Linked DNA regions of Homo sapiens: region 1 is linked to region 2. A link is a loop called in an ENCODE intact Hi-C map of the cell type or tissue named here. Cell type or tissue: CD4-positive, alpha-beta T cell. All regions are shown on one strand. Links, peaks and the distances in the headings refer to the core of each region. The heading gives the core; the rest is flanking DNA. Region 1 holds the start of LOC124904325 (a long non-coding RNA gene). Region 2 has its middle 120 kb from the start of PTGR3.

Region 1 (11,110 bases), core at 1,149-9,148, 49 kb after region 2:
TCTTGGGTGCTGTGCCCTGAGGTGAGGCCCCTTTATCCTTTTCACCAGGCGGTATTGCCTCACACCGGTTCCCCAGAGGGAAATGGTCCCAAAGGTACCTCTCCCGGGCTGGCCCTGGGGACCGCGGCTGGTCACTCTTTCTTCATGCTGATGTCGTGGAAGGGGTGGTCGTGTGTTTCAAACAGAGAGCAAGTACACATGCTCATATTCCACACATCTTTTGATCCATCCAAACTATACGGAGACATGCAATTTTGTTCATGTTTTATTGTCCCTAGAAGAGTTCATTTTCCCCAAAAGATCCCCGCGGCTCAGTGGTAGATCCCAGCATGGTCACTGATCCTCGGTCCCACATGTGAGGTCACTCAGTCTCTCTGAGGGTCAGCGTCTTCACCTGTGAGTGGGCATGGCAGTGCCCATCCATGGAGTCTGCAGGAGGCTGACGCCCACTGAAGGACACCACAGCCCTGTGGGTCCCCGTGGGATGGGCACTCTCTGGGACTGTTAGGTCCCACAGGTGCGCCTCTTTCCTGCAACGTGCCTTTCATGCCCCTTTAGTCCCAGAAGCCCATCTCCTTCTGGACTTCTCCCCGATGAGCTGGAGAGATGGCATTGTCATGCCCAAGTCCTCTCTGCTCCTTGTCTGCACGCGGCTGAGCTCTCACAGCCGGAAACATCCTCCCCTCTGGCGCAGAGCCCACACACTGTGGCCTTACCTGTTGATTTCAAATACTTCTTCCTTTGCCTGGTTCCCTCTCCTTGGGGAAGTTCCAGAAAGCTCTTGCTCAATTGTCTAGAAGCTCAAGGACAAAGCACCTGTCTTGAGAAGCCCCAGGTTACACTGCCTGTAGCTCAGCTCCTTGCAAACAAGTTTAGATTGTGATTTAAGAAAAGCGGGTCATCTTTCTTTCTCTCCATTTGGGGCTCCAACCATAGACCTAAATACTGTCAGAAGACTGCATGGCAGGAGCTCCAAGACGGGAAGGGGGGTCGCTGCTCAACAGAACCTTTATTTGGTGTGTTGCTTTAATTAAAGGAGAATGTCTGGGGCGGGTGGTTCTCTCGGGCCTCTGCAGAGCGTGGGAGCTCAGCATCATCCAGGATGCAGCCAGCACAGGGGCCCCGGGGGAAGGTGGCATCCCGGGGGCCAGGGCCGGGGCTGTGCGGGAGGGATGCCAGCCATCCTGTGAAGGCTCCAGGTGGAAACCACGGCCATCACCACACCGAAGCCATCATCTGGCCACTACCGGCTCTGCTCCCAGGGTCAGGGGCACGCTGGGGGGGCACAGGTATGGGGTTACTGCCCTTACCTGTGCCAGCCGGGGTCAGAGGCCAGACAGTGCCAGCACAGAGGGGCTTCACTTGGCTTGGACTCCACACGTGCTCTGGAACAGTCGTCTCACCCGTGAAGGGAGCAGCATGTGTGCTGGGAGCAGGGCAGGGAGCGCACTGCCGCCTGGGGAGCTCTCCCAAGACCCAGAGGAAGGGCACTTCCTGGCACCGCATCAGGGCACACAGCGCCCTGCAGGGCTGTATCTCCCCAGGCAGGGGCTCTGCACGGGGTGCTCTTCCGACAGCCAGAGGATGCTGCCCAGGGCCTCCTGCGGAGAAAGCTGCGGGAGGTGGGCACCCACTGTGCACCCAGCAAACAGCGTGCGGCGTGTGCATGTGAATCAGTGTGTGAGCGTGTGACTGAAAATGTGTGTAGGTGGTAGGTGGCTGTACCTGTGTATGTCTGTGTGTGTGTGTATTGTGTGAGTTGGTATGTAGATGTGTATTGTGTGTGAGTGTGAATTGTGTGTGGGTGTGTGTGGGTGCCCATGGGCGTGTCTCTGTGGGTATATGTCTGTATGTTCCTGTGTGTGTTCATGTGTGTATCCATGTGTGCGTCTGCAGGTGTGTCCATGTGTATGGGTGCCTCTGTGTGTGTCCATATGTCTCTGTGTGTCTGTGTGTATCCATGTATGTCTTTGTGTGTTCATGTGTGTCTGTCTCTGTGTGTCTGTGTTCACGTGTGTCTTTGTGTCTGTGGGTGTGTCCATGCATGTGTGTATGAGCACACGTGCACACACAGGTGAGTGTGCCACACACCATTGTCTTGGCCCTTGCACATATCAGTTTTCTTCCTCAGTGAAGAGTGCGCGATGGAACAAGGACCCGCGTGTTGGGCTCCATCCCCTTTTCCTCAGGCAACGTTTCATTCCCTTTCTTCCTGAGCCGGGCGTTCAGCCACAACCTGGCATAGGAGCCTCAAATCCCATAACACTGTCGGAAGAAGAGGGGTCAGAAGGTGGGCTTCCCAGCGGTGTAGTTCATCAATCTATCTTTTCCCCAAAGCTGTCTTTTATTCATGAATTTTCCAAGTACCGCAATGCATTCTTGACTCTGTGAGCGGCAGTCACATGGATGTGTCCACAGCCCAGCTGCCTTTCGGTTGGAATCCAGCTCGTAGGTGCCAAGCCCTGCGAGGCTCCTGGCCCCCACAGCAGCCACAGAGTGGCCCAGGACCACCAGACACACTCAGAGGGACCAGTACTGTGCCACAGAGGCTGCTTCCCAGGAGAAGGCCCAGTTCCTTCTCTCATCGCAGGCTCGAGATGAGCCCCAGGTAGGCTCTGGATGCATGTGTCTGCCAGAACCAGGGTTCCTATTCACTGCCAAGTGCATACCAGCAGGCCCGAATTGCACCAACCCAGCGGGATGTGCACAGCCACAAGGCAGGGACGTCCTCAGGGAAGGACGGATGGCGAACCTGGAAAGGCATCTCAGGAGCAGAAGCAGCTGGAACCCCTCAGGAGTCAGGGTGGAGAGCGGCCTGAGAGGAGTGCCGAGGACCCCGTATTCCTGAAAGGACAAGCCTGTGCCAGGTAGACAGGATGGAGCTGTCAGGGAGCACTCATGGGGCCTCCCTCCTGGAGAAGACAGGCACGTGACAAGGATGGCCCAGTCAGCACTCACAGAACACCTGAGAGGGTTGACTTCACCTGTCAACTCGGCTCGGCCATGGCGCTGATGGCCAAACCCCAGTACAGATGTTGTTGTGTAGGTGTTTTTCCATGTGATGAACGTCTAATCAGTGGACTTCGAGTAAAGCAGATGACCATCTGTCATGTGTGTGAGCCCCAACCCATGAGATGAAGGTCTTCCAAGCAAAGGCAAAGGTTTCTGGAGAAGGAATTCTTTTTTTTTTCCTTTTTTTTAAATTATTATACTTTAAGTTTTAGGGTACAGGTGCACAACGTGCAGGTTAGTTACATATGTATACATGTGCCATGTTGGTGTGCTGCACCCATTAACTCGTCATTTAACATTAGGTTTTAGAGAGAGGGTCTTGCTCTCTTGCCCAGGCTAGTCTTGAGCTCCTGGCCTCAAGCAATCCTCCTGCTTCAGCCTCCCAAGGTGCTGGGATTGTAGGCATGACCCACTGTAGCAATTCTGCTCTAGGTAGTTAGAGAGCTTTTGGACTCTAGACGATGACATCAGCACTTCCCCGGCTCTCACCTGTCCTGCAGATTTCAGACCTGCCAGCCCCATCAGTCATGTGAGCCAATTCCTTAAACTCTCTCGGCTGGATGCGGTGGCTCATGCCTGTAATTCCAGCACTTTGGGAGGCCGAGGTGGGTGGATCACTTGAGGCCAGGAGTTCAAGACCAGCCTGGCCAATATGGTGAAACCTGTCTCTACTAAAAATACAAAAATTAGCTGGGCATGGTGGTGCGCACCTGTAATCCCAGCTACTCAGGAGGCTGAGGCAGGAGAATAGCTTGAACCTGGGAGGCAGAGGTTACAATGAGCTGAGGATGCACCATTGCACTCCAGCCCGGACAACAGAGGAAGACTCTGTCTCAAAAAAAATAATTAAAAAAAAAACCTCTCTCTCTCTCTCTCTCTGTACACACACACACACACACACACACACACACACACGGTTTGCTTCTCTGGAGAGCCCTAATACAGCATCCAAACCCTGATAAACTTTTTCTGGTCTGCAATTGTTTCATTTGAAAGAGACCCAGTAGATTTGCTTGGCATCTGGGGAGTGGGTGGTGGGTGGGGGACCGTCTGAATTTTGGTCCTTATTTTTCAGGTTTCCCTCTGGCTTGGACTTTATAGTTAAGTTGGTAGACCTCTTCATACCAATGATTACCCTAGAAACGATGCTCAAGCCGTGAAGAAAAGAAACAGTTTTAAAGCGCCAACACACACACACTCATGTGCACGTCGGTGGCACACGCAGCTGAATCTGGACTGAAGAAATATTTTCTGATAGAAGTCAAGCTTGATAAAAGGAATGTGCGCTCCACATGTGAAAGTACGGTATTAATAATTAAGCCATGCGATCATTACCTCAGGATATTATTTCTTAAATATCTCTTGCAAAGGCAATATGATTACATATGAATGATATCAATTTTCTACCAACAAAAAAATCTGCAGAAATAGGAATTGAATTACACTGTCCAATTTGCTGTAAAGTTCACTGTATGTGAAGAAATTAATCAAAGCTACCACCACCCATTTTTATGGGAACATAAAATGATGTGAACTTCCATTTTTAATAAAGATGCATAGCACTTTTATGAAGACTGACTAATAACACTATAATGAACTGAAAAGCTACTGATATATTAAGAATGAAAATTTTGAGGAGTGTATTTACTGAGACTTTTTCATGAGAGGCGGTATTTCTCTGAAGTCTCTACTTGAATCATTATAATGGCTCAAAACAGAGGCAAAATTTTCAGGGAGAGCACAGCATGAGTGTTGTAGAAATTTATCCTCAGGATGTGAGAATGGTCCCAGAACGGATGTGCCTAGAGAACAGTACTTGTGCTCCATTGATGCCCAACGCCGGGTGTCTGGGCAACGGGGCAGAGCAGAGGGGGCTACACCGGAAAGCTGCGGCTGCTCCTTTTTATCTTCCTCCTTCACCTCTTCACCCTCAGAGCACCAACAATCCACCAGTAATTTCTTGGGAGCCACTTCCCGGAACAGAAGCCCCTGAAAGATGAGGCGATGGGATGTTAAGGTTTTGCTTCACCATGTGGCATCTTCGTGCAGCTCCACCTCTCCCAGCTCTGGGCAGGGCCCTCATCTTCATCCTCAGCCTCAGAACCTGGGAAAGAATGCAGACACATGAATTGTAAAACAAATGCCTTTGACTGTCTGAGTCAATTCTACAACAGAGAATCACAGACTTCGTAATTTATAAAGAACAGAGACTGGCTGGGCGTGGTGGCTCACGCCTGTAATCCCAGCACTTTGGGAGGCCGAGGCAGGTGGATGACTTGAGATCAGGAGTTTGAGAACAGCCTGGCCAACATGGTGAAACCCCATCTCTACTACAAATACAAAAATTAGCCAGGTGTGGTGGCGTGGGCCTGTAGTCCCAGCTACTCAGGAGGCTGAGACAGGAGAATCACTTCAGCCCAGGAGGCGAAGGTCACACTAAGCCAAGATTGCACCACTGCACTCCAGCCTGGGAAACAGAGTGAGACTCCATCTCAAAAAAAAAAAAAAGTAAAAAAAGAAAAACTAATATAAAGAACATAAACTTATTTCTCACCATTCTGGAGGCAGGGAAGTCCAAGGCCAGAGGGCTGCAGTTCAGTGTCTGGTGAGAACTGCTCTCTGCTTCCAAGATGGTACCTGGAACGCTGCCTTCTCTGGAGGGTGAAAGGGCAAGGAGGACCAAACTCACTCCAGCCCTTTCATAATGTCATGAATCCATTCATCTCTGGAGGGTGAAAGGACAAAGAGGACCAAACTCCCTCCAGCCCTTTCATAATGTCATGAATCCATTCATAAAGGTGGAGCCCTCATGACCTAAATGCCTCCCATGAGGCCCTGCTCCTGGTGGTGGTACGGGGCATGCCAGTGCCACTTTGGGCAGATGGAACAATTTGCATGAGCCCCAGTTGGCTCAGAGGCATCTCCAGGTATCAGAACACCCAGAAGCCGGCATCTCAGAATGTCTGTGCTCACCCAACGAGAAGCTGCCTTAAGCCAAAGATATCAGCACCCAACACAGAGCTCAAGGCATGGACTCATGGTCCCATCTGAAGCGGCGCAAATCACCATGTTTTTGTTCATGTATTTTTTTTCTATTTTCAGAATAAAAAATTAATCCATGCTTACTATAAAAATGTGTAAATACAGAAAAATATAAATAAAATAACGATTATCCAAAATTCTCCCTCCTGGAAATAACATCTGTTAGCATTTTGGTATATTTCCTTTCATTCACATGCACACACACACACACACACACACACACACACAGGTCTACATATGCAGACATACATGTACGATTGTTATAAAACAACCTCACATTTTTATTTTTTATTGCTTTTCAAATTTAATTCTGAATGGTTAACTTATATTCCTAGTTTGAAAACCAGAAAGTAGAAACTGTTTTTTGCCCTAACGTTTTGTGATGAGCATTTTTCCAGGCCATTAACATTTCATAAACGTGTTTTTTAATGACTCCAAAATGTAACACATGTGGATGCACATCATTTACTCAGCCGTCCTCTGTGGGTAGGTGTTCAGGTTGTTTCCAGTTTTTCACGTTTGTAGCAACTCAGTTGAGCTCCTGAGCGCGAGTGTGTCCTGCAGTTGGATTGTGGGATGGTCTTTCAAGACGAGAGAGAGTGGAGGGAGAGGAGAGGAGCCCCGTAGGAAGCCGGCCTCCACCCAGTCTGCAAACACACCTGCTCCCCTTGCCAGCCCCGGGCTTTGCTGCCGGCCCTGGGGGCTTCATGGAATGGGGCCTCCTGGGCTTGATGGCTGGGGAGCTGGCATCTCCAGAGTCCCTTCCTCAGCCATCAGCACACACTGGAGGGGCCAGGAGTGGAAGAGCAGCGATGTCTGTCCTGGGTCGGTCACACCAACACAGCGGGAAAACTCTGAGAGCAGCTAGAACCAGCCCATCTGGAATGTTGAGAGACCCAGAAATAATTGGACCTAACTCTGTTACTAGATAGGAAAGTGGGACTGTAGGAGCTGAGAAACTTGCCCCACATTTGCACAGTTGGTTCCTAGCCATGCAGGACGCACCCCAGGCGGTCACCCCCACCTTCCCCGGGCCCTCCTCCCACGCTGTGCTCCACACTCAGTGCTCTCAATGCAGCATGGACGCACCTTCCTCAGGCCTTCACTCCCTCCTAGTCCAGAGCTTCTGGATTCCTCGCTCCTTGTCCCCCTCTCTGTCTCTCACTTTCTTCTGCGTCTGCATACATGGTTTCCCTTCTGTCTTTTCTCTTTGATGCCTCTGTCTCTCTCTGTCTATGTGTCTTTCTCTCTGTCTGTCTCTAACTCTGTCTCTTTTTCTATTTCTGTATCTCTCTGTCTCAGTACCTCTCTCTGTCTCTCTGTCTCTGTATCTGTCTCTCTCTATTTCTGTATCTCGCTGTCTCTGTCTATCTCTATTTCTGTATCTCTGTCTCTGTGCCTCTCTCTGTCTCTGATTCTCTCTCTGTATTTCTGTATCTCTCTGTCTCTGCCTGTCTCTGTCTCTGACTCTCTGTCTGTATTTCTGTATCTCTCTGTCCCTGTGCCTCACTCTGTCTCTGTTTCTCCCTCTCTCTCTCTCTCTCTCTCACACACACACACACACACACACACACACACATTCTTGCACTGGCAATGTCCTCTGCTTGATTTGTCCTCCCCTCCCAGCCGCAAGCCTCCTGCACATGATAAAATCCTCCTCATTCTTCACCTTCAAGTCTCCGCTCAAATGTCTTCCCCTCTGGGAAATCTTCTCTAACCTTTCCAGACAGAGGGAAAAGCTGTCTCCTTTGGGCCCAGTGGTGCCTCGTTCATGGCCTGTTATTGCACTCGTGGGAGGCTCAGAGGGTCTCTGCCACCTGCACTGGGCTGAGACCCTCAGGATCAGGACTTGGCTGGAGCCCAGTCCATAACAGGCATTGGGTGCAAGCTTGGTGAATAACGTGCTCAGTAAAGACATTTTCCAGGCTACTTAAGTCACAGACACCTATGGAAACTAAGCTATTACCACAACCAAGCACAAAATATCACATCTACGTCCTCCGATGCTGCTTTGGTAGAAATCTTTGGTTTGGAGTCAGACACTTTGGTGCCAAGACAGGTTTTTATAAGTTAGGAGGACAGGGAGCAAGTCATTTCAGCTCTGAATCTTGGTTTGTCTTTCTGTAAAGTGGGAGTATTATCTACCACATGGTAGTGGTTAGACAAAATACAGAAGAAGTACCTGGCACTAAATAGTGCTCAATGCACTCCACTTAGCATTATTACTGTTGTTATTATTTACTGGGCCATTTTTGTGATGGACAGAATAACGTTCCCCCAAAGATGTCCACATCTTAGTCCCCAGAGTCTGTGAATCTGTTCCTTACACAGCAAAAAGGACTTTGCAGTTGGGATGAAGGACCTTGAAATGGAGAGGTGGTCTTGGTGGACTGGATGTAATCACAGGGATCCTTATACGAAGGAGGCAGGAGATCTAAGCAAGAAGGAGAAGTGACCATGGAGGCAGAGAGAGAGATTGGAGGTGCTGCGCCATGGCTTTGAATATGGAGGAAGGAGCCATGGACCAGGGGATGCAGGTGGCATCTAGAAGCTGGAAGAGGCAAGGGGATGTGTTCTCACTGGGAGAAGGAACATAGCCCCGCAAACCCATTCTAGACTTCTGACCCCCAGAAGGGTAGGAGAAGAAATCTGTGCTGCTTTAAGCCACTACATTTGTGGTCATTGGTCACAGTAGTGTAGCCATCTCAGACAGTTCTCTGGACTAGAACGCTGGATGGATTCCTACGGCCCACGGGATGAATTCCAATCTCCTTATTGGAGTATTAGGGACTAAACTCACTTTCCAAAAGCCTCACATTCCCCTAAAGAGCTGGCACTATCTTCCCAGTTGCTACCAGAAGGCTCAGTCTGACAAGTTGCTTGACAGTGGGAAAAGACATCTGAAATTGAGACTCCCCGGAAGTCGTAGGTCAAACCCCTTCCCCGCCCACAATGTTCATTTCAGCCAGTGGTCAGTGGTCCTTCCTCAGTGCTCCAGGCCACCTGCCTTGCACCTAGGCACTGCTGTGAGCCTCCCTCCTGGAGCTTCCTCATCCTCTAAGATCCTCCAAGACCCGCTTCAGTCCTCCGCTCCATGCTGGCCCTCCCGGACCTCCTCACCGGCACCAGCCTTCCTGCTGCAGGCTCTCCTGGCTGCCATCGCGGGACACAGCTGCGGCAGCGCTGACAGCAAAGGCGGCACATGCAGGTTCCTGCAGGGCTTGTGTCTCACCTCTTCCCTTGGATCACAGGCCCCGGGAACACCGGCCTTGCCTCTGCATGCCCCCGTGGCTCCCAGCAGAGCCTGCCACGCATGCAGAGTCACTGGAACATATGACTTGGTCTTCAAATGCATGATAGGTAGCTGGAAGGATGTAGGTCTCAGTCCAAGGAAGTAGAGCTGGGGCACAAAGAGAAAACCACTCAACCAAGTCTCCCCTGACGCCTACACTTCCTTAGGGACAAGAAGGAAAGAAGCAAAAGCGGCGAGTTCACAGGTGGAGGTGACAGCCCACCCGGGTGACTCTTCCCGCAGACTGGGCTTGGAGAGGGTTGGGAGATGTTCGAATTTTTACCTCTCACATTTCTAGAAGTTCACCATGTGAACTTTCCACACACTGATTGCTTCCGTGATATTAATTTTCAAAATAAAATCTTTCTTTAAAATGACAAAGTAAGAAGCAGGACTTAGGAGACCCATCAGCAACGACCCGTTAAAAAAAAATCGCTTTCATTCCAAGGCTCATATACCCGCAGTCACTCAATTTCTTCCCACACAGAAGAAAATGGGTTAACAAGCTAACAGCCACGCTATAAACGATTTAAATTAATGATTGATTCCTTTAAAGACAGCGCGGGATCTATCACTGGCATGATAAGCCTCACCGTGTCCTCTATCTGCATATAGCCGTGTAACACAGCAATATCTGGCAGTAAATATGAAAAAAAATCTATTTTTTCTAGTTTCCAGCATATCTCCTGAGTCTGAGATATGCCTCGCTTGTTTTTCAAATATTGATGCAAGTAATTCAGCTCCCTTTTCAGGGAGGCCTGTGGACGGGTTACCTGTTGGAGTGTTGATGCTAATCTCCTTTCTGAAACACAACCCTTCCGAAAAAGGCAGCAGCCCCCCTCGGCGGCGTCGGGCTGGGTTTGGGTGAGTGCAATGATAATTACCACTGATTAGTACCACAACAATTGCAATTTTAATAAAAACACCTCCTCCCCAACAGATGATTTTGCGAGCTCCTCTTCTGTTCCTTCTGGCTGTGGAACGCTGCCTCCCTTCTCAGTGTGGGCCCCACGGGTGCAGTTGCTCCTGCAGGGAGATGGCTGTTGCTTCTCCTAGCCATTTTGGCTGAATCAGTAGCACAGCTTTAATTTTTTTTTCTTTCTTTCCCTTTTTAAAACATTTTTTTCCAAAGCCTTATGTTTATTAGGGAAACAAGCACATTTTGTTCATCGATATGGGGTTTAAAAATACAATCTCAGTTGCATTGTCCAAAGCTCCTTCTCTTACTTGCCCCCTTTATGGAGGGCCAGTGTCAGGTAGATGAGCTACCTGAAGCCTCCTGGGGAGGAAGGAAGAACATAGAAAATGGGTTGGATCAATTCCTCTACTTCCTATGTGGAATGACTTGCACTTTGGGTAAGTTTTTTATGTACTTTTTTTGTTTTTTTTAAAGCAGGCCAACGGTTTACTCTCTGGTCCTGGCAATGACCAAGAAATTGGGATCCAACAAGTGTCTGAAGGGGACTTTCTCATGGGCAGAGCCTGAACTGTGATGAGCACAGATGCATTGTGGGAGAATCATGGAAGCTTTCTGGGTATCAGCATCAGGTAGGTAGGAATGGTGCTGCTGGAACCTGGAGAGAAGCCACAGCTAGCTGAGCTGGCTGTTGGGGGTTTAACTCTCAGCCTCAGCCATTCTGGAACATAGCAGGGCTAACAGCCAATGACATGGCTAGATTTGAGGGTTATGTCAACACCTACATCCCTGAATATTCTAGGGCTTGCATTCTATCATCAGAAGTTATTGATCTTCAGTACATAAAG
Region 2 (11,110 bases), core at 1,135-9,134:
GGGCAGGGTGATGTACTCACGTGACTTCACCGCGTGGCTTCCCACAGGCTGCTTGGCATCCTCATAACATGGCAGCCTCTTTTCCTTGAGAAAGTGATCCAAGACACAGGCTGAAGCTACAGTGTCTTTTAAGACCTGGCCTCAGAAGTCATACATTGTCACTTCAGCCTATTCCATTTGCTAGAAATGATTCACTAAGTCCACTCAAGGGGTGGCTGCCTCCACCTTCTGAAGGGAATGTCAAACAAATGATGAGCATATTTTAAACCACTCACCATCTCAAGGTCCACACCTGCCTCCTGGCTTTAATTGTTATGTCTCAGTCCCAAACACACCAAACCTGCAGAGTGTTGCTACTCCCTGGTTACTTGAGGCCTTTGTACTTGCTGTTCTAGAAGTTTCTTTAGTCAAGGCCAATCCCTTCTCATCATTCAAGTCTCAGCCCCGACCTCCCTCTTTCTGAGAGGACTTTCCTGACATCAAATTTAAAATAGTGCTCCTCATTTATCAGTGTCAGGAAGCAACTTTGTCATTTGTCGACTGTGTCTCCACCACCCGACCCTGAGCTCCTGGAGAGCAGGCTCCTTGCTGCCGCACCACACTGGCCTCAAGGCTGAGCATCCCTACAGCCTGACTGGAAGGAGCTAGCAAACCCAGGAGTGGATCCAAGAGGCTCTGCCAGAGCAGTTGTGCGGCTCCATATCAACCACAGTGTCTGACATGGAAAATCAGTGAGCTCGAAACTTCAGCCCATTTCGTTTCATTGGAAACCTGGTGAGCCCAGATCAGGAAGGTGTCACCGTTTTAACTCAGAGCCGTGTTAGGAAGCTCTCCCTCCCTGCTGTCAGGGTGAGCGTTGTGCCGTTCTAGCATCTTATGGTTTTAACCACATGATAAATGAATTCCTTCACATGAATCCCACAGAACAAACATGCACTTTTCCATTTATGAATTGGAGTTCAGAGTTGTGTTTTTTAGCTTTTCTCTAAATTTACCAAAATTTTTAAAATAAAATTACTCATGACCCCACTAAGTAAGGAATTAGGCCGGGTGCGGTGGCTCACGCCTATAATCCCAGCACTTTGGGAGGCCGAGGTGGGCGGATCACGAGGTCATGAGATCCAGACCATCCTGGCCGTCATGGTGAAACCCCGTCTCTACCAAAAATACAAAAATTAGCTGGGCATGGCGGTGCATGCCTGGAGTCCCAGCTATTTGGGAGTCTGAGGCAGGAGAATCGCTTGAACCTGGGAGGTGGAGGTTGCAGTGAGCCGAGATTGCGCCACCGCACTCCAGCCTGGGTGACAGAGTGAGACTCTATCTCAAAAAACAAAACAAAACAAAACAAAAAAGAAATTAAATCCTGGCAAAAATGAGATGTTGCCAAAAAGGACTTTGCGGGGAGAAAGTAGTAGTGGTCCCTCACAAAACGAGCAGAAAGAAGACGGAAATAAATTCTTTTCCAGAAAAGCAGTCTTTGCTGAAGAGATTCGCATTTCCTTGAGCGTTTTATCCAAAGTAGATCAATGCTACTCACCCAGAACAAGATCCAGTTTGCCAAAAACCTGGGCTTCTCTCCTGTGAGGCCCGATGATCACACGATGCCTGTACAGGTGTTCATTTCAGACGTTTTAGACACTGTCTGCACCATGTCATTTTTATGATTGTCAAGTTCCACAAAGCTTCTTTCTTCTTCTTTAAAAAGTCTCTTTAATTTTGAGAACTTTCCTGCTAATCATTTCTCCGTTTGCTAATGATCCTAACCTTCCACAAAATGACTTCTCCCTCGCCAGCCTTCATTTTACTTCTTGTGCTTTCCCTGCTCTCTTTTCCTGCCCTCGGATTTCCCATTTTTCAAGCCATAAGGCAGACTTCAGTCTGTTGAATTTCAGCTCTTTCTTCCTGTCTTGGATTGCCTATTACCTATTGCAAAGGTCATTTTAAGTGTAATTCAGCTTAAATTACTTTATTTTCTCATCACTGGATTTTTTCTCTCTCTGGTCCCTTTCTCCTTCGCAGGCCCTCCACTCTGCCTACCCACCCCCATCTAAGTTTCACTTCTCAGGGACCATTCTCAGCAGCTCCTGATGAGGCTGGATGAAAAGCATTCTTGAGTCTGTTATTTGGAAGGTTAAGATTTGCACGCTCACTGCCTGGCCATGGAGGTTGGGGCCGGAGGCAGGGGTGCCTTCTAGGATATGTGCAAACACAACTAAGATCCCAGCTCTGAGTGTGGGAGACCCCACATATAGTCTGCTGTTTTCTCAGTGTGTCAGGAATCACAGCAGCAAGCCCGGTGTGCTAGGCTGTCCAGACACTTTCCAGAACCACTGAGTGTCTCATGATGGCAGCCACTACCCGCATGGAGTAAAACGGGGTTCAGCTTCCAGCTTAGCAAGTTTTCGAAAACTTTTTGGTTTCTAAAATCTTTATTGTTGTTTTTGTTGTTTTGTTTTTGGCACTGGGGGTGAATGGGTCTCCCAACCAAGAGAACATCAAGACTGGATGTGAATGGACTTCACGTGGAGCCTGAACTCTCCTCCATCGCCAGCGGCCGCCTTGTTGGCTCCTAGCTCCCCAGGATGTGGATTTAGATTCTGGCTCTGCATCTCCCATGGAATATTAGATCAGGGGGTGGTCTTAGGGTCACAACCTCCTCCCCTGAATGAAACCTGCTCCCAGCAGATTTCAGCAGCAGGTGGACTTGAAATTGCACATGGCAGTCCTACTAAGTGGAAGGACGGAAGGAATGCTGATGCCCCAACATAGGTGTAAGAGGAGGGAGAGGCTATCAGGACAACTCCAACCTCTTCAGCCTGTGAAGAAGTGCATGTGAGAGCGTGCATGTGTGTGTGCACTTGTGTGTGTACACTTGTGAAAGTGTGTGTGCACACGTGAGTCTGAGGGCACACATGAGCATGAGTGCACACATGTGAGTGTGCACTCATGTGTAAGTGTACATATGAGAGTGAGCATGTGTGAATGTGATGTGTGTGGCTGTATATGTGAATGAATGCATGTGTGAGTGCACACGAGTGTGCATATGTGTCAGTGTGCATGCATGAGTGTACTGTGTGCTTACACACGTGAGCATTCATGAACACATGAACATGTACATGTCTGAATCCATGTGTGAGCATGTGCATGTGAATGTACATATGTGAGCATGAGTGTGTTCATATTTACACATGTGCTGTGCATGCCTGTGTGAATGTGCATGCCCATGTGTAGCGCATGTGAACATGTGTGCATAGATGTGCACGCGAATGTGCACATAGGTACATGTGTGTGCATGTGTGTACATGTGAACGTGTGCACACACGTGTGACTGTGTGTGCATGTGTGTACATGTGAACGTGTGCACACACGTGTGACTGTGTGTGTATGTGTAGGCATGCACACATGAACATGTGTGCAAATGTGTGCATGTGAATGCACATGTACATGTGTGCATCTGTGTACATGTGAATGTGTGCATGCATGTGTGTGACTTCACATGTGAGGGCATGTGTGTGAATATGCATGTGTGTGGGCATGATGCATATGTACATGTGAGTCTGCATGCATGTGGTGCATGTGTGTGCACATGTGTGAGCATATTCGTGTGAAGGTGTGTTGTGTGAATATGTATGCATGTGTACATGTGACTATGCATGTAAGCATCTGCATGCACATGTGTGTGACTGTGTGAGAGCGTGCATGTGTGTGGCAGCAGGAAGCCGCCATCTGGTGGGCTTCCTGACCCTGGGTTCTGCCTCAACTCCTGAGACATTACCCACCGCCTGGGTCTTTCCAGAAAGTTCTATCCCCAGCTTCTTCCTGGAGCAGAGTGCATGCTGTCCAAGGCCTGCAGAGCTGGGCTCTCCCTTCGACTACGGTAAGGGCCATGTCCTGGCTGAAAGACTCCGCCTCTGGGCAGTGGGGGTCCTCACCGCCTTAGGCTGACAGTGGGTTTTTAGGAGGAAGCTGAGGGCCTGGGCGTGTCCCCTGGCTGGGCCTCAGACCCCACCTTGCCAAAGCAGCAAACGCGCTGCCTCAAGTGAGTGTGTGTGGCCATGAAGCCTTGGGCAAGGGACCATACCAGAGCCTCCGAGCTGGCGCCCGTGGCCTTTGTACTCGCTGTTCTGGAAGGTTCTCTCAGCAGTGTGGTTACTTCTCTCACTGAAGTCTCAGGCCCACGGCCCACATGGCCACGGTGTCCCTTTCCCCACACCGCGCTCTTGGTCGGGGAGTGGCGCTCCCGCCACCTCCCTCCCTGCCTTTGGGGCCACAAACTGAGGACTTCTGTGCACAGATCGTCCTGCGTTGGTGTTGCCTTTGGTTGAGCAGGTGAGAAGAGCAGACACATGACAAAGGCCTGCACCGGTAGAAGGATGGGGACGACCTTAGGTCGGATGGTCGGGGCCAGGTGTGCACAGGACACACCCGGGTGCAGGGGCGCGCAGCTTCTAATGACGCGGCACTCGAGCACTGTCTAATTAATCCCGTGTTTTCACACAGCGTAACTGCGGAGCCGGGGCTGAGTTATTTGGCTACTGGAGGTGGAGCGCGGCCCTGTCCTCCCTTCTCTGCTCACAACTGAGGATGCTGCACATTGTGGGGTGCGAAAGTCCGCACGGCCTATCTGTCATCCCGCATTATCAGGAAGACGCGCCACTTCCATGCCGGGCTGCAAGGCTCCAGCAAATTGTTATTTTTATGGGAGATGATAAAGGAAATGCTACCTTATGTTCAAATCTTTACCTATCAGGTGCAAGGAATATACAGCCCCGGCCAACCCACAGTGTATAGGGTGGCAAAGCCGCAGGCTGCATCCTGGACCCTGCATGCACCCCCAGCGCACGCCCAGCCCACCCCCAGCGCACGCCCTGCCCACCTTCAGCCCACCCCCAGTTCACCCCCATCCCACACCCAACCCACACCCAGCCCACCCTCAGCCCACACCCAGCTCACACCCAGTCCACACCCAGCTCACACCCAGGTCCCCAGGACCAAAGGAGGAGGCTAGCCACAGCTTCCACAGCAGCAACCTCTTCTTTCTTTCCTTTTTTTTTTTTTTTTTTGCATATAATTTTAAAATATGCCTTCGTGGCCCAGGGTCACCTTTATGGAGAGCTCTCCAGGTTCCCTGGCACCCCCTTTCCCCGTGCTTGCCTGCAGGTTCAGGGTGTCTGCTGGAGCAGACTTTTGCACATTACTGCTCACCTCTGATATACGAGCTTGCCATTTGGAGGCTGGTAGAGCCCGGCTTCCCCCAGGAGCTCAGGGAGATTTGTGGCTTAGACATTTGCTCACTGGGTGGGGTTCCTGGGACTGTTCTAATGGAGGCCACACAGGGCCTCCACCCCATGGGACCGTTTGAACTCAGCACCCCTGGACAGCTTGGCCTGTGCCTGATATACCCCAGAGCCAGTGTCCTCTGCGTGGGGCACGGCACGGCTGAGGCCCTGCCCGGTGTCCAGTTGCTCTGAGCGGTGTGGACAAGGAGGCTGGCCTGGCCTGGGAGGACTCCAGCGTGAGAAGCCCATGGTGACAGCCCCCACTGAGGGACCCCTCCAGCCTCTCAGTCCATAGGGGCCCTGCGATCGGTGCGCGCTCCTCCCTCTCCACACCTGCTGTGTGCACGAAGCAAGGGCATCCTGGTGCATCTCTGGAGATGGGAGCGGAGGCTGGAAGCCCTTTTCCAGGTGCACGCAGGAGCCGAGTGCAGGCCCTGGAACTGGAGAGGCCGCCTGGAGCCTGTTTATCACAGGATCACAACCAGGTCCACAGCGGCAGGAGGAGGCAGCTGGTTTGAGGACTAAGCAGGGTTAATGCTCACACACTCAGCCCGCCAGGCTCCTGAGGCTGAGCGAGGCCACCACGGCTTCCCCACCTGTCTTCCAGGCGGAAGTCTGTGGGACCAGGGGCGGGTGGGGAAGCCCACCGTGCTCTATGCCCCTCTGACGGGCCTAGTTTTCATTCTGTCTCCAACACACTGGAAAATTCAATGCAGGTACATCACTTCTTGCCAACCCATCAACTAGAATTTCACCTACCACTCTTTAGAAATAAAATTGAAAATCTTAAAGTAACCCGTTTCAATCGATTTCTAAATAATTTCTGTAAAGATCTGTGCGTTTTGGGCTGTTGGAGTATTTGGGACATGCGCAGTTAACCTCTGGCCTCTGTGAGATGAGGTTTTAGATCTCCCCATCCCTGCTTCCTTCACTATGAACGTCACTGGGCAGTTTTGAGGACAAACAGGAAACAAGTTGAGTTCCTTGGAGCGGGAAATGTTCTGCAAAGTTTAAAAGTTACATATGATGACTAGAGCCATGTGATGCAATTAGTAAATACAAAACGACAGCCATCAAAAGTGTAAACAGGCACTAGACCAGCCAGGAAAGTCTTTCGGGGCCACCTAGTTGAGACGTGCGTACGTTTTTCTTGGTTTCTGTTTATGCTGGGGCGTTGACTGAGTCCCTAGAGGACACTGGGCACCTCCCGGCCCTTCCTAAGTATGAAAGAGAAGGGGCCCCGGCACAGCTGAAAGCCATCTGAGGCACGAGCTGGTGGCGGCGGTCCGGACACAGGCCCCAGGTGGCCGTGACGGCCCTGGGACGCCCTCTCCCTCCTGCCACAGGCGGGGCACGCAGAGGCACAGAGGCCCCGGGCTCCGTCCTCAGCCTCGGCTGGAGAAAGAAACAGGGAGAGCACAGTCAGAGGTGGTGGGAGGGGAGGAAACACGTAATGTGGATTGCGGAAATGAATGAAGACCAACACAACGAGAAAGCAAAGGCGCCTGGATCAGAGTTTGCCAGGTTGCCGGCCGCCCTCGCGTGTGTTCCAGCGGAGACTCACGGCAGAGGAGAGGGAAGGCTTTGCAGTGGGACAAACGGAAGGCCCCGGGCGTGCCCAGCTTGGAGGCTGTTGGCCTGGAAGGCTGGAGGAGTGTTGACGTGACAGGCCCCAGGAGCTCCAAAGTAGGAATTGCGTGGGGAGGGCCTCAGAGGCTGGCGTGGGGGCTGCCGGTGAGCCTGGGAGGGTTGCGGCATTGTAGGTAGGACAGGAGGAATTCCCAGTGGGAACCACAGTGACCGTAAAAGGAGCAGCATTCTTTAAAACAGAGCTTCTCAAACTGCGATGTTCCCGGAAGCACGCAGAGGCCCTGTGCGAATGCGGACGCAGGGCAAGGCCGCTGGGCTCTGTGCCTGGGCAGCGCTGTGCCTTCGGCTCCCAGGTGCTGCTTTCGGAAGCAAGGATTTGGGGCATCGCTGCGTTTCCTGCAGCGCCGGCCTGGCCGGTTCTGCTGTAACACACTCCAGCCTGGACCCTTCGGTGGGTGGGATTCCATTTTCTTTCAAGAGAGAACTCCATTTGAAAGCGTGGCCATCCCGGGCGCTGTCAGCTGTTGGCCTGGCTTCTTTCTTCCCGGGCTTTGCTATCAGCGCCTCTATCCCGCAGCCGTTCATTGTTCATGCATCAGGCGCACAGTCCCAGTGTTCATTCTGCCATTACCAAAACCACTGAAATTGTAATCACTGCTCTTTAATAATTCTGAATATCAAAGGAAGACAATTCTCACAGGTCAGTATTTTTGCCAAAACTTGGTATTGTGTCTTTTTCATTGTAGCCACTCTGGTGGAGGTGTAGTAAAATTGCAATGGGGTTTTAACTTGCGTTTATCCAATGATAAATGTAGCTGTGCAGTTTTTCGTATGTTTATTGGACACTTGGCTATCCCTTTTTTACTTTTTTAAAAATAGCATTATTGAGGTATAATTCACAATAACATGAAATTCACACATTTAAAGCACACAATTCTGATTTTTAGAATATTCACAGATTTGTGCAACCATCACTAGGATCTAATTTTAATCATCCTCAAGAGAAATTCTATACCTAGAGCAGTCACTCCTCAGTTCTAGGCAACCAGTAATCTCCTATTTTCTTCTCAGAACTTCATCATCTTAGTTTATACATTTAGGATTAGGATCATTTTGAGTTAATTTTTGTGTATGGTACGAAGTGGGGATCCAACTTCATTATTTGCACATGGATAGCTCATGTGCATCTGACTGTCCCAGCACCAGCACCATTTGTTGAAAAACAACCTTTTTTTTTTTAGGGTCTCACTCTGTCACCCAGGCTGGAGTGCAATGGCATGATTATAGCTCACTGCAGCCTCAAATTCCTGGCTCACAGGATTCTCCCACCTTAGCTTGCTGAGTAGCTGGGACTACAAGTATGAGCCACCATGCCTGGCTAAGTTTTTATTTTAATTTTTGTAGAGATGGAGACTTGCTATGTTGCCCAGGCTGGTCTCAAACTCCTGGGCTCAAGTGATCCTCCCACCTCAGCCTCCCAAGGTGCTGTGATTACAGGTGTGAGCCACTGAACTCAGCCTGAAAAGGCTATTCTTTTCAACAGTTGTTTTGACACCCATGTCAAAAATCAACTGACTACTAACATAAGAGTTTATTTCTGGTTTCTTGATTATATCCCATTGATCTCTATGTCTATATACCAGTAGCATCATGTCATGATGACTGTAACTTTATATTAAGTTTTGAAATTGGGGCTCTTCAACTTTGTTCTTTTTCAAGATTGTTTTGTCTATTCTTAGTCCTTTGCATCCCTAGATAAACTTTAGGACCAGTTTGTCATTTCTGCAAAAATTGCAGCAGGGGAGGGAGGGATATTGCCATGTTAACAATTTTGAGTTTTTCAATCCATGAGTATGGGATGTCATTCCATTTATTTAGATTTTCTTTCATTTCTTTCACTAATGTTTTGTAGCTTTTTTGTACAAGTCTTGCATTTATTTTGTTAAATTTATTCCTGGTATTTTATTTTTTAATGTTATTATAAATGTAATTGTTTTCTTCTTTTCAGATTGTTTTTACAAACACAGTTGATTTTTGTATATTAATCTATCTTATCATCCTTGCTAAATAATTTATTAGCAATAAAAAAGTTCTGTGAACTCCTGAGGATTTTTTACATGTCAGATCATGTCATCTGTAAAACAAAATAATTTTACTTCTTTCCAATCCAAATGTCTCTTATTATTTTTTCTTGCCTCATTGCCCCACTAGGACATACAGTAGTAAAATATTGGCCAGAAATTCTAAGAGTGAACATCTTTGTCTCATTTCTTATATTAAGAGTAAATAATTCAGTCTTTTCCCATTACATATGATGTTAGCTGTGAGTTTTCGATAGATGCCCTTCTACAGGTTGAGGTTGTACACAACTATTCCTAATTTGTTGAGATGTTTTTTGTAGTTCTTTTTTAGGTTGTTGTTGTTTTTTTTTAATCATGAAAGGGTGTTTGGTTTTGTCAAATGCTTCTGCTGCATCTATTATGATGATCGTGTGGTTTTCTTCTTTACTGTAGTGGTATGGCGTCTCATTGATTTTTGGGTGTAAAACCAACCTTGCATATGTGATCATGGTGTATAATTCTTTTTATATGTGGCATAATTCAGTTTGCTAGTGTTTTATTGAGGATTTTTAAAATTTATAATCATAAGAGACATTAGTCAGTAGTTTTCTCATGATGTGTCTGTCTGGCTTTGATATCAGGGAAATATTGACCTCCAAGAATGAGTTGGAAAGTGTTCTCTCCTTTTTGCTTTCTGGAAGATTGCATAAAGGATTGGTACTGAATCTTTAAATTTTTGGTAGAAATTACCAGTGAAGCCAATATGGACCTGGGATTTTCTTGGTGGAAAGTTTTAAAATTACCAACTCAATCTCTTTACTTCTTACAGGTCTATTTAAATCTTCTATTACGTCTGTTTTTTTTTTTTTTTTTTTTTTTTTTTTTTGAAACAGAGTTTTTTTTTTTTGAAACGTGCCACCACACCTGGCTAATTTTTGTATTTTTAATAGAGACAGGGTTTCACTACGTTGGCCAGGCTGGTCTCGAACTCTTGACCTCAGGTAATCCACCTGCCTTGGCCTCCCAAAGTGCTGGGATTACAGGTGTGAGCCATTGCGCCCAGCCCTATTTCTTCTACTTCTTTTAGTAGTTTATGTCTTTCTAGAAATTTGCTCAACGTGTCTTTGTTGTCTACATTTTTGGCATACAGTTGTTCATTGTATTCACTTATAATACTTTTCTATATGGTTTGTTGTAATGTTCTTGCTTTCATTCCTCATTTTAGTAATTTGAGTTTTCTCTCTCTTTTTTTGACCAGTCTAGCTAAAATTTGTCAGTTTTGTAGGTCTTTTCAAAGACCCTTTCAAAGGCTGACAAATTGGTATCACTGATTTTGTCTATTGTTTTTCTATTTTTTGTTTCATTTATTTCTGCTATAACTTTTATTAGTTCCTTTATTCTCCTTACTTGAAGTTTAGTTTCTCCTTTTCTAGTTTCTTAGAATGGAATAGTATGTTATTGATTTGAGAGCTCACTTCTTTCTATAATACAAGCATTTATGGCTACAAATTTTGCTCTGATCACTGCTTTGCCACATCTCATAAGTTTTGGTATTTTTTTCATGCACGTCCATGTGAAGAGACCACCAAACAGGCTTTGTGTGAGCAACAAGGCTGTTTATTTCACTTGGGTGCAGGCGGGCTGAGTCCAAAAAGAGAGTCAGCGAAGGGAGATCGGGGTGGGGCCGTTTTATAAGATTTGGGTAGGTAAAGGAAAATTACAGTCAAAGGGGGGTTGTTCTCTGGCGGGCAGGAGTGGGGGTCACAAGGTGCTCAGTAGGGGAGCTTTTGAGCCAGGATGAGCCAGGAGAAGGAATTTCACAAGATATTGTCATCAGTTAAGGCAGGAACAGGCAATTTTCATTTCTTTTGTGGTGGAATGTCATCAGTTAAGGCAGGAACCGGCCATCTGGATGTGTACATGCAGGTCACAGGGGATATGATGCTTAGCTTGGGCTCAGAGGCCTGACAATTTTGTGTTTTCATTTTCATTAATCTAAAAGTATTTTCTAATTTCATTTGTAATTTCTTCTTTGATTTACTGGTTACTTGGGAGTATATTCTTTAATTTCCACATATTTGTGAATTTTCCAAATTTCCTTCTGTTATCTATTTTCAATTTCGTTTCATTGTGTTTGGAAAGCATACTCGTATGATTTCAATTATTTAAATTTATTGAGTC

Evidence for each region. Peaks named below come from ENCODE experiments on the same cell type or tissue, not always from the same donor. Only the 100,000 strongest peaks of a DNase experiment are listed, where the experiment ranks them.
Region 1: a loop joins it to region 2, with 4 times the contacts of the local background. A loop is called at or near these places in 2 of 110 quality-filtered maps.

The regions. Positions count from the first base shown.
Region 1 is chr18:75,132,670-75,143,779 of GRCh38, forward strand. It overlaps LOC124904325 (a long non-coding RNA gene), which reads right to left and starts at 7,011. Exons shown (of 2, transcript XR_007066416.1): 1 at 5,567-7,011; 2 at 4,340-5,116. In CD4-positive, alpha-beta T cell, for the core only: no CTCF peak of the experiment used is centred there; no DNase peak of the experiment used is centred there.
Region 2 is chr18:75,083,325-75,094,434 of GRCh38, forward strand. No RefSeq gene overlaps it. Among named protein-coding and RNA genes, the nearest start is that of PTGR3, 120 kb to the right of the region's middle. In CD4-positive, alpha-beta T cell, for the core only: no CTCF peak of the experiment used is centred there; no DNase peak of the experiment used is centred there.